2 separate regions of the Mus musculus genome follow, and region 1 is linked to region 2. The links are chromatin contacts, found by POLR2A ChIA-PET in ENCODE. All regions are on one chromosome and are shown on one strand. Each heading gives the region's core, a stretch centred on a gene start or an enhancer-like site at or near the end of the contact. The rest is flanking DNA. Distances are from core to core; before and after follow the strand shown.

Region 1 (5,799 bases), core at 955-3,454, 100 kb after region 2:
TCCCCACATAGTTCTGGCCTTCAACTCCATGGCAGGGCCAAATGATGCCTCCTTTAGCCTTCCCAAGTCCCTGCACACCCAGCTCTGGGTGTCTCTGTTTCCAGGAGGCCAGGCATGTGGAGATGCCCCATTCCACCCCCCTGCCACCCCCCGCCCCCAACTTCAAACCTCACAGCTATATTCCAGCAAGCCCACAGGCATGTGACCGGGACAGCTACTTCTCCTTTAGGTCGACTTCCTCACTGAAAGTGCCCTGGTCCTTCCACCCGGTCAGACTCAATATCAGAGCAAATGACAGCATTGTCCGGCTAGTCCTGGTCTGGCCTAGAAGTCCTGCTCTTGTTCCCCCTTAGTCTCTTGTGATGGCTACTGAACTTGAACCCTTACATGTTCCCCCCACCTTCCCCACTTACACACTATCTGGCTGACTCCATGATCCTCTGGCGTCCCTCACTTTAACAAGCCAGCTTCATTACTACCAACTCCACCCAGGCCATGTCCCCTGGACATTCTGGGTTGAGTCCTTGTTCCTTCCTAGACAGTAAGAGCTACACAGATTTGAAGATGTCTGCCACAAACCTAGAAAAAAGATGCCACTCTCACAGAGAGCCTGAGGCAGTCACTTGCCTAGAGTGTTCAGTATGGGGCTGGGATTCAACGTTGGGAAGCCTAGCTCCAGAATTCATACCCATGACCTCAGTTTGCCTGTCCCTAAGGGCACCTGGTAAAGTGGCTGGGGCAAGTTCAGTACTCATCCATAACGCCTTGTGATTAGTCCACTGAACACACAGAGAAACAGGCTAAGATAGCCTACCTGTCAAAGCCAAGTCTATGTGATGTCCCCTCAGTTGGCCCTTAAAGACCTAAAGACCCATGTTCTGTGCTGCCCACAGGAACCAGCGGGATGGGCAGGTACCACGGCAAGTTCTCCTTTGACACCTTCTCCAACCAGCGTGCCTGTCTGCTGCGCAGCCCGGGAATGGAGAAAATCAATGACTTGCGCTACCCACCCTACTCCAGTCGCAACCTCAGGGTGTTGTTGGTGGCCATGGAGGAGAGGTGCTGCAGCTGCACCCTGCTGTAAGCAGGGGTTTTGGGGTACAGGAGCCTGCCTGGGGCACAGCTTCAGAGAAGTGGCCTGCCAGGGCCAAGGCCACAGAGCAGTCTGCTCAGCCCTTCTTGGTGGAGCCCTCTGCCTCCTGGGGCTCCCCTTTTTGGACCTTTGAATAAGATAGGCTGAGGGTAGGAAGGCAGGAAGGGATGCAGTGACCATAGAATCTTCGAGAAAACAGAGCACTTCTGAACTACCCACCCTCTCGTGGATAGTGTTGCAAGGGAGCAGTGATAATCGGCACAGGTCATACTCTGTGACCAGGCCTGTCTGGGTCTTCTCACTCTCAGTTTTCTATCTGCACAATGGAAATAAAACAGCCTTAACAAAACAGCCTATCGTCGTGGAAGTATTAAACTAGGAGGGCTGACTCCAAGCTACAGGTGTCTTGTCTTTTTTGGAGTGGAGGTGCTGCCTCCGTGATAAGTCCAAGACCTTTCCCCAGCTACAACTCACCCCTCACCTCACAAGTTTACTCAGCCGTAAAACATTCCACCAGTCTGAGCTCCATGCTCCAAGGGATGGCGCTTCCAGCCACTCACCTGCTAAAACTCAAAATTTTTGACATCCTGTCTCTACACATGGCCTGGTTTTTGACTAAGTCAACATGTCCTTCCTGGCCTTCCAGATTCTACACCGCCAGCTTAGACACTACTTCCTGAAGGAAGCATTTCTGATCACTCCATACAAGGCATGCAGATTGCCTCATGGTTCTCTAGTCCTAGGGGCAGACTTGACAAAAGTCCTGCTACCCGCGGCCGTTACAAGGACCAGTGGTTAAAGCGCTTGTACGCTGTCGCCATCTTTGCAGTATTCAAATGAGCCCTACCCCTCCCGCCTCCCCGGACTGTAGCAGCGTCCCAAACCGAGGTCAGGAAGTCCCGCCTTCAGGATCTCGGAAGTCAGGCGCATTAACCTCTCTGATACAACATGGCAGCTCCCTACAAAACTTCAAGCATCTGCTCCCATCAGCCAATTAGAGAAAAATATAGTCCTGGGCCCGCCTCCTACAGGACCCTAGGCCAATCAGACCAAAGAAGGAAAGGGCACTATGGAAAAAGGCGTGAGAAGCTCGCCCAATGGCAGCATCCTGAGCTTAGGCTCCGCCTTCCGGTTGAACCGCATCTGGGCCAGGGAAGGAGCCGCAGCACTTCAAGGTGGGTGGCCAGGGCAAGGCGGCGAAGACAGGGTCTGGGTGACGCAACGACAGGGTTGAACGGGGTGTCACCGCTGACCTTATGAAGTCTGGGATCTAGCGCTTCGGCTCGGGACCCGCGGCTTGTGCGTCCTTCCCGAGCTGCGGACCGGAAAGCCTGCACCCTCAGGCGCATGCGCTGCCTCGCCGGCTGCCTTCTGCGTTCATAGGGTCAGAGGTCAAGGGGAAGGTCTGAGAGAAAGTGGTAGGTTGGATCCAGGATTGCTTGGGGTCAAGAATTGGCCGACCCCTACAGGTCAAAGGTCACAAGAGGGCGCTAGAGCGTTGGTGATCTGCCAGACTCTTGGTCAAAATCCCCTTGTTTGCATACATCCCTAATTTTCGGGACCCCTCTTCCTACATTGTAATCCAGAAACTGAGGCCAGGGGACATCATTTGCCCAAGGTCACTCTGCAGGTTGGGGAGAGTTCCAGGAGCCCCTTGGGTTGAGGAGAGGAACTTGACCCTGGTAATTATTTAAATCTTTAAGGGTTTTCTGCAGGTATCTCCTGGATTCCTGTCCTGGTTCCAATGACATTGGGTAATTTGGGAGCAATCACTTAACATGACAGGATGACAGGGTCTATGACATTTGACATGAAGCCTGGCTCAGAGTTATCAGGACCCACTAGGAGGACCCACCAGAAGAACCATCCAGGCTCCTGAATACACTGGTGGTGGTCAGGGAGCCTTGGTGTGAGCGGAGGATGAGGAGTGGACATGGGGAAATGGATTAAATAGGTTGCTTAGGAACTGCAGAAATAGAAGGAACTTGGGGTGCCCAGGAACTGTGAGTCAGCAGAGTGAGGTCAGATTGAGGGTTAGGGGTGCTGGTCTTGAGTGGGATTGTGAGTGAATGGGGCGTAAGGTAGAGGTTCAGAGGAGGGCAGTTTTAGACCCTTCTCTTCCCTTCTCCATGTTCCAGATGTATCGCCTGAGCTCATCAATGCTGCCACGGGCCTTGGCCCAGGCCATGCGCACAGGTAGGGCTAGAGGCCTTTCCTGGGGGTGGGGGAGCAGAGCTTCCTGGTGTGAAATCACCTCTCTCCTTGCAGGACATCTTAATGGACAAAGCCTTCATAGCAGCGCAGTGGCGGCAACGTACAGTGAGTAGCCAATATTCTGACTTGAGCTTTTCTGACCGTCGTCACACCCAAGGCCCGGGAAATTGCTTTGCTAGGGACCCTCTGTGAGCTCTAGTTTCCACTCTGAAAATGAAGGTAGCGATCAAGAGAGACTGTGACTCAGTCACTGTAGTACCATCAAAGGCGGGAGGCATGTGACAGGAAAGAGCTGCTAGGTTATCAGGACCCACTAGGAGGACCTAGGTCCCTCACTCCCTGAACTTGAAAAGCTTTGCCTGGGTGCGCTTCCAAAGCCAGCTTCCATTAACCTCCCTCCCTGACCTCCTGCAGAGTATGTGAATAAGAAGGAACAGGAGTCTGAGGTGGACATGAAGTCCGCAACTGACAATGCAGCTCGGATTCTGATGTGGACAGAACTCATCCGAGGTGGGTACCAGTGAAGAGGGGAGAGGGGAGAGTCAGGCGTGGACGGCCGGAGAGGAGAGCATCCTCTTACCAGCTCTGTACTACTCCCAGGACTGGGCATGACCCTAAGTTACCTCTTTCGAGAGCCTGCCACCATCAACTACCCCTTTGAGAAGGGCCCACTGAGTCCGCGCTTCCGTGGGGAGCATGCACTGCGCCGCTACCCATCTGGAGAGGAGCGTTGCATTGCCTGCAAACTCTGTGAGGCCATCTGTCCTGCACAGGTGAGTCTGCCTTCTAACTACTAGGCCCTAAATCTGATCTGACCCCTACCTTGATACACTCCCCCGGGAAAGACCCTTCTTTTTTCTTTTTTTTTTTGGTTTTTCGAGACAGGGTTTCTCTGTGTAGCCTTGGCTGTCCTGGCACTCACTCTGTAGACCAGGCTGGCCTCAAACTCAGAAATCCGACTGCCTCTGCCACCCAAGTGCTGGGATTAAAGGTATATACTACCACCACTCCTGGCTCTTTTTTCTTTTGAGACAGAGTCTCACTATGTAGCACCAGCTGAAACTCATTGTGTAGACTAAGCTGGTCTTGAGCTCACAGATCTGTCTACCTCTGCCTCTGGAGTACTAAGATAAAAGTATGCACTGCCACAGACACCTGACATTGTCCTTTTCTCGCTTGGCCTAACCCTGACCCTGTGTGGGGGACAGTGAGTCCTTAATGTCAAGTGCTGAGTCAGGAAGCCGGCTGGGGGGCGGCTCCATCCCAAGCAGGCCACGTGGAGTACTCATATCCTACCCTGGGAGTCAATAATCATGTGACATTTGAGCCTAGAGGCCATGGCGTGGTTTCAGGAGCCCTGTCTGTGTGGCCATTCTGTGTTCAAGCTGAGGATGTGCAACAGGAGTGGCTGCTCCCCAGAGCTTAGCTGCTCCCCAGAGCCTGGCTTTCAGTTATGCTGGTGGGTGCTGCACAGAATGCCGGAGGCTGGGACTATTTGGAAACAGGAAAATGCAGTGATGGCTTTGTTGTGTCTAACATGAGCTCCAGCAGCTGCAGCCGTGAGACCTGCCCAGGGACACTACCTAGCCCGCCATGCGTAACTCCAGCTCCTAGCTGTGCCTCAGCAGCTCAGTGATGTCTGGCATGGCTCCTAGGTGGTGTGCACTCTGCACAGACAGGCTAGGCTCCTTCCCCATATTCTCCCTATAACGGTAAGAGTAGCCAGGAGAGATTTTCTTCCCACTGTTATAAACACAAAAGGCTGTGTGCCTTTGCTGGACATGGTGGTGCATACCTTTAATCCAGGCCAACCAGAACTGCAGAGTTCAAGCTACACAGAGAAACTCTGTCTCGAAAGAAAGAAAGATGTATGCCTCCTGAGGCTCTACTGTGAGTAGCAAACTTGCCACTAGGGAGTATCAAGTTCCTTAAAGGTCCTCCTGGCCTGTAGTTTCCAGGCCATCCCTTCTTACCCTTAGCTGGCATATAGCTGTCCCCTCAGAAACTGATAGTTAAGAATATACCTTAAAATTCGGTCTGTGTCCCTCATTGCTATGTGAATTCAGGAAATCTTTCAATCTCTCTTAAGTTTCTCCAACAAATGGGGATCGTTAGCAAAGTTGTTCAACATGACAGTAATTGGGTACTTACTATCCAGGGGCCCTCTTAGGGCCACACCTTTTCAGGGAGCAGAGCAGATCATAATCTTTTCCTTGTGGGACAGGAGGGTCACCTGGCAGAGACTAATGGGGCCACGTGAGCGGTGGCTCCTTTGGAGGGCTGAGGAAACCAGGCATCCATGCAGACTTCCAGGGGTCAGTTTGAACTGTGATGGGCAGATTCAGGAGGGGTCTGCCATTATGACAGTGACCTGTGGCCACTCCTTCAGGCCATCACCATTGAGGCTGAGCCAAGAGCCGATGGCAGCCGCCGAACGACACGCTATGACATCGACATGACCAAGTGTATCTACTGTGGTTTCTGCCAGGAAG
Region 2 (6,102 bases), core at 2,488-4,987:
GGCTATGATGAAGGGCCTGTGGACGTAGGAAAAGGAGTGTCCACTGGAAGGGACAGTGGGTGTGAAGATGTGAGATGACAGGTGCCCCTCATATTGCCCAGTGTCCAGACAGAAGTCAGAGAGACAGATAACTGTTGAGAGCTTTTGGTTCCACGTCTAGGAATTTGGCATTCGTCACTGGGCTTAGGCAAGGAAGTAGGCTCAGATAATAATATTAGAAACCGTGACCATGGGCTCTGTTTACTGCTTTGCTTACCTTATGTGATCTCTTCGCTTACCACTTAATTGTTTCCTTGTGTGATCTCCTTGTTTACTACTTCACTTGATTTCTTTTTTTTCTTTTTTCTTTTTTTGGTTTTCTGAGACAGGGTTTCTCTGTGTAGCCCTGGCTGTCCTGGAACTCTGTAGACCAGGCTGGCCTCGAACTCAGAAATCCACCTGCCTCTGCCTCCCGAGTGCTGGGATTAAAGGCATTCTCCACCACCGCCCGGCTACTTGATTACTTTTTGATCTAAGAACTCACCATGTGTTTTAGATATACCTGGAATGATATAAAAGCAGGCTGGTAAGAAACAAAGCTGTTTCAGCCTCAGTGTGGGCTGGAGTCATGTGATAATGTTGTCTGTTTTTCTTTTTCAATCCTCACGCCCTTGCTTGAGACCCTGTTGACTGACTGAGCTGGCTCGGTCAGATAACGACACAGCAGGGAACAGGCTGAGAAAGAAGGGAGCACCAGGCCTTGGACCCTCCAGAGGAAACTGCTTAGGAAATGACACCAGAATGGACCTTTAAATGTTTTTTTCTTTCTAGCCTAACTTAGTTTCAAACACAAGGCAATCCTGCCTTAGTCTGCCAGGTGTTGGAGTTACAAGTGTGAGCCTGTACAACCAGCTAATTGACCTCTGTGTCTCCTTGTCCTCTCTCTGCCTTTCCGTGACACTCACCTCTTTACTGAGGTCAAAGGCCGGGAGGGCCTTGAGCATTCCAGGCAAGCTAAGGAGCATCTCCTGCTGCCTCCTTTAAAAAAAACGTTTTTTCCTTGAGAAAGGGTCTCCCTGTGTATCACTATATATGCAAGGATGGTTTTGAATTCGTAGCAATCCTCCTGCCTCCACCTCAGACTCCCTTTACTCAAGCAGCGTGGTAAGCAAGTGCACTGGCACCTGTACCCAGCTGGGGAGGCCCGAGTGGCATCAGAGCCACACTGTCTGCTTCTGAAAATGGGGTCAATCACTTCTATTTGATGTATGTGGAAGACTTAAGGGAATAACACATGGCAAGCACTTGGTGCTGAGCTTGACACTAGATGAATGTGGGTCCTGTCCTCCACTCTCCATTTCTGTCACTTCCATGACCTGCATCTTGTCCCTGGCACTTCTCCCTCTGATCTGAGTACTTAGGATGGGGGATGGGGGAAGGTCTGGGATGCCCTGGCTCCACACTGTTACCCCTCCTCCTGCCCCCCCAAATGATCCACAGACTTAGGTCTAAGCCCTGGATTAGCTATGTAATCTCTAGCTCTGCCCAGGCATCTCTTCTCTACCAAGTAGAGGGGGGCTGGGACTGCCCTGCCAGGCTGTGACACTTCAGGCAGGATGTGGATGCTCTTGGTGCCCCTTCTGGGAGCACTGATGGACCCAGTGACTGTCACAGGCTTGTCAGTAGTGCTGTGGGTCCTGCTGAGTGCCAAGCACTATGGGAAGGAAACTATGGTTTTGGGTACAGTTCTCCCAGTCAGGGAGGAAATCCTACAGACGCTCATTTTCACCCCCACGGAGTTAAGGCCATCTAGGGCTACTGTCCCAGTTTGCTGTCTATTTCAGTGATAAATACCATGACCAAAACAAGCAAACACCTTGGGGAGGAAAGGCATACATTTCCATGTCACAGTCCCTCATTGAGGGAAGTAACGGCAAGAACTCAAGGTTCCTGTGGGCAGAAATGAACCCAAGGCCATGGAGGAACACTACTTACTGGTTTGCTTGCCCATGGCTTGTTCAGGTTTTTTTTTTTTTTTTTAATACAATACAGGACCATCTGCTCAGGAATGACTTAACCCACAGTGGGCTTGGCCTTCCCACATCAATCCTTAATCAAAAAAAAAAATGCTCCCACAGACTTGCCTACCAGCAACTTAATGAAAATAATCCCTTAGTCAAAGGTCCCCCTTTTCAAATGACTAATTTATGGCAAGTTAAAAAACAAACCAACAAAAAACCCTTCTGACCAGCACACACTGTGGGCAGTATTGAGCAAACAGGTATTCATCTGTCTCTTACATACTACACTTCTAAGTCAGACATTGTAGTGACAATTTTGGAGTTTTGGTTTCTTTGAAAAAAAAACCACAGAAATATTATCAGAATGTGTTTTTGTTTTGATCCTAAGTGTGAGGATATAGAGCTGCTTCAGACTGTCCACAGCAGCTGACTATGATTTGCCTTGTGTTCTAGCAAGGACATGATTTTTCCAGCTGTAGATAGTTTCTGTGATGATGTGACATTTGGAATTCTGTGGAGTTTTTAGAGGGTATATAAATGCTAGGACACCAAGAGGTTATTAAGTAGTTGTGCACAAAGAAGAAACAAGAAGAAGAAGAGGAGAAGAAAGAAGAAAAGGAAATAATTAGATATCCTGACAGTAAAGATCAGGCTTGCCCCAAGGAACTGACGCCCATAATAAGCATGAAGTAGTCTAATGATGCTGCTGCCCTCCTTCTGACCCCTGATACCCTGGACTCAAATACTATGTAAACACAAAGAATGCTTTATTCTGCAGAAGTCCAGCATGCTGAGGTCTCCCATTACCAAGATAGACATCCAAGTGAGCTTGTAGGCTCAATTTAAAGCATATTAGGGGAATAGTAAGACTCTGTCTGACAAAGCAGAAGGAAGGAAGGAAAGAAAGAAGGAAGGAAGGAAGGAAGGAAGGAAGGAAGGAAGGAAGGAAGGAAGAAAACTCTTAAACTCTTATATCTGGGGCTGGTTTTTGAATCTAGCATTAGGAAGTCAAAGGCTCACAGCAAGTTGAAAGCCAGCCTACGCCATATAGTGATTTCCAGGCCTGCCAGAGCTAAATGAAACTTATCTTAAAAGAAAAACAAGCAAAACGTTTTTGTTCTAGAGCTGGGTTCTGAAGACAGGAGTCCGGCTGCAGTGTGTAACTAGAGCCCCAAGGGGTCCCTGATAAGGGGAGGGAGTAGCCTTTTAGCATCGGCGGGAGCCTGTGACACTCACTGACCATCCCTGGTCTCTGCATTGCTCTAAAAGGTTTACAGACACACAGCCCTGAGAAGTCCTATGCAAAGGTTCTGGGGCAGCTTTGTGGGAGGTGAGGGACCTCACCGGTTCTTTTGTTAATGAGTACTTCTCCAAGGCACACGGATGCTCAGGGGGAGCGCTTAGTTCAGCAGGGCTCGGCTAGTTCAGCGTAATTACACCAGATCAGGACGATTCCGCTGTAGTCCAACTAATTTTCTCACCAGCTTCCATTCGTGCATATATAGCTGGTGTCAACTAGACGCAAAGTCTGTAGGAAGTGGAATACTTGGGATCCAGCAGAGGGCGACACGTGAGCCTGGTTTACTAGGAAAAGGAAGAGTCTCCGAGAAAGGAGAGTCTGGGCAAGCTGGACTACATCTCCCAGAAGGCCTAGCACGAGAGTAAATTTCCGGTCTCTGTGCCCGCGCACCTTTAGTGGGCGAGGCCGAGGACAGAGCTCAAAGGAACGGAGGTCCCTGGACACGCCACTGGCTGCGGATGTGTGACGCACTTCCTGTGCGCTCCCCACCCCGTGTGTTTCTGTCGCGCCGGTCCCGCGGTTCGGAGTTGTGAAGGTGACAGCCGGAGGTGACCCGTCTGGCTCCCGCGATGCTAGCGGCACGGCATTTTCTCGGCGGGTTGGTTCCCGTGCGGGTATCTGTGCGTTTCAGCAGCGGCACGGTGAGCCCGCCCTGATTCAGGCCCACGCCTATGGCGGAGGAGTGGCGAGCGGCGAGCGGGATTGTGGTCCCCTCTGCAGAGTCCTCTCCTCTCCGAGCTACCACCCGGTCTGGATAAAAACTAACGGTCCCAACTCCAGGCTGACGATGTCCAGTCCAGCTACTCTTGTTTTAACAACCCCGTCTTGGGGTGAGGGTTTGCAGGTGTTGAGGCGTCTTAGATAATCTGTTATTTCTTCCTCGCAGCCCTACCGGGTATCAGGGTCTTCGCCCCATTTCAAAGTTCAGAAAACAGTTTTGAAAAAGATGTGTATCTCCTCAACCCCCCGACAGTATTTTGCTTCCAGTAGTGACCGGAAAACGCTTTTGTGAATTTTTTTTTTTTTATGAGATAGGGGCTCATTATATAGTTCTAGGCTGTATTCAAATTAGTGTTGGTCCTCTTGTCTCAGCCTCTCTGGGTGCTCCTGAGACCACAGGCATCCACCACTACACCTGAGGAGAAGTACTTTTAAGGAGGTAGGAGTGGATGTCAGGTCACTTTCTACCAAGTCGTGAACCATTCCAGTCCACACCTCTCCTTTATCTCAGACCCCAAATCCATTTTGTTCCCCAGCCCCAATGAGGCACTTCTCTTCCATCAGTGACCACGTACTACCTCTTCAGCAGAGTTAGGGAGATCAAGCCCCTCCTAGCCAGGTTTTGCTCTAGTGGAAGAGTCAGACAAATCTATGCTGGTCTTGGGGAAGCAATGCTGGTGCTGTCGCTGAAGTGTGACATGGCTCCGTGGGGACCATCTGCTTTTAGCTTTGTGGCCTTCCCTAAGTTCCTTTTGTTTAGAGCCCCCCCCCCCTCCTTTGGAAAATGGAGGAAATATCCTATCCCAGGAATGTTACAAGGATGAATTGGGATGAAACGTTGAGAGTGTTTAGCTCTGTAACTTCTAAACAGGAAGGACTGATATAAATGGTGGTCGGGAGCTACAATGTTTCAAAGACTTTGAAGCCTCTACCCCTGCTGTGGCCCAGCTCCTCATATGTAGGAAGGCCCAAGAAGCTGAAAATTCTGCCCCAATCCCTCATGGTCCCTGAGCTCTGGACCTCCTGACCTTCTATCTCCCCAGACAGCACCCAAGAAAACCTCATTTGGCTCACTGAAGGATGAAGACCGGATCTTTACCAACCTGTATGGGCGCCATGACTGGAGGTGAGACAGTGCCCATGGCCTGCTGGGTCCCAGAGCAGGACTTCTCCTTCACATCATTTCCTACTCTGTCCAGGCTGAAAGGTGCCCTGAGACGGGGTGACTGGTACAAGACAAAGGAGATCCTGCTGAAGGGGCCTGACTGGATCTTGGGTGAGATGAAGACATCAGGTTTACGGGGCCGTGGTGGTGCTGGCTTCCCCACTGGCCTCAAGTGGAGCTTCATGAATAAGCCCTCAGATGGCAGGTTTGTTGGGGAAATATCCTAAGCTCTGGTTGCAGGATACAGGAGGGGCTGCTGGATCACTGGGTTTTGGGGCTGATGCTGGGAAACTTAGCAGGCTGTAAGAGAGGATATATCTATCCTTAACTTAAGAGCTATCTCTTTCCTCAGCAGAGACTTAAGATGTTACAATCCATACAAGATTTTCATTTAGGCAGACCTTATTATTCAAATTCCACCTTTGCCTTTTAATACTTAGCAAGCTTTGGAGAATCTGGTCCTTTTGAATTCCTCTTTTTTTCTTCTTCTTCTTTTTCTTTTTTCTTTTGTATGTGTATGGGTGTGTGTCTGAGTATGATATGCAGAAGTTAAAAAGATAATGTTGGTTCAGTTTTTGACCTGCAACTTCAGTAGACACCTAGACACCTAGAATGCAAATTATAAAGTTAACCACTCGGTTGGCATAATGGCTCAGCAGGTAAGGGAGCCTGGCTTCAAGCCTGGTGACCAGAGGTCACTTCTAGAACCCACATGAAAGAGAGAGAGAGAGAGCTGACTCCCACAAGTTGATCCCTGAACTTCACATGTGTTATGGCACATGCTGCCACCACCAGTAAATAAATGTAATAAACAGAAATATTGTTTTCAAGATAGGACTTCTCTGTGTAGCTCTGGCTGTCCTGGAACTCACTCTGTAGACCAGGATGGCCTTGAACTCAGAGATCCACCCATCTCT

Evidence for each region. ChIA-PET counts read pairs that join two places held with the same protein, here RNA polymerase II (POLR2A).
Region 1: POLR2A ChIA-PET joins it to region 2 with 20 read pairs in Patski. The contact joins the promoter of Ndufs8 here to the promoter of Ndufv1 in region 2. POLR2A ChIA-PET finds 5 or more read pairs at or near these places in 3 of 5 experiments (Patski and embryonic stem cell).

Annotation. Positions count from the first base shown.
Region 1 is chr19:3,909,179-3,914,977 of GRCm38, reverse strand. It overlaps Ndufs8 (NADH:ubiquinone oxidoreductase core subunit S8), which reads left to right and starts at 2,204. Exons shown (of 7, transcript NM_001271443.1): 1 at 2,204-2,268; 2 at 3,232-3,289; 3 at 3,362-3,412; 4 at 3,722-3,817; 5 at 3,908-4,080; 6 at 5,697-5,799. The coding sequence starts at 3,232. It overlaps Aldh3b1 (aldehyde dehydrogenase 3 family, member B1), which reads left to right. Exons shown (of 10, transcript NM_026316.3): 10 at 894-1,487. The coding sequence ends at 1,084.
Region 2 is chr19:4,010,390-4,016,491 of GRCm38, reverse strand. Ndufv1 (NADH:ubiquinone oxidoreductase core subunit V1) reads left to right here and starts at 3,737. Exons shown (of 10, transcript NM_133666.3): 1 at 3,737-3,941; 2 at 5,064-5,146; 3 at 5,220-5,390. The coding sequence starts at 3,870.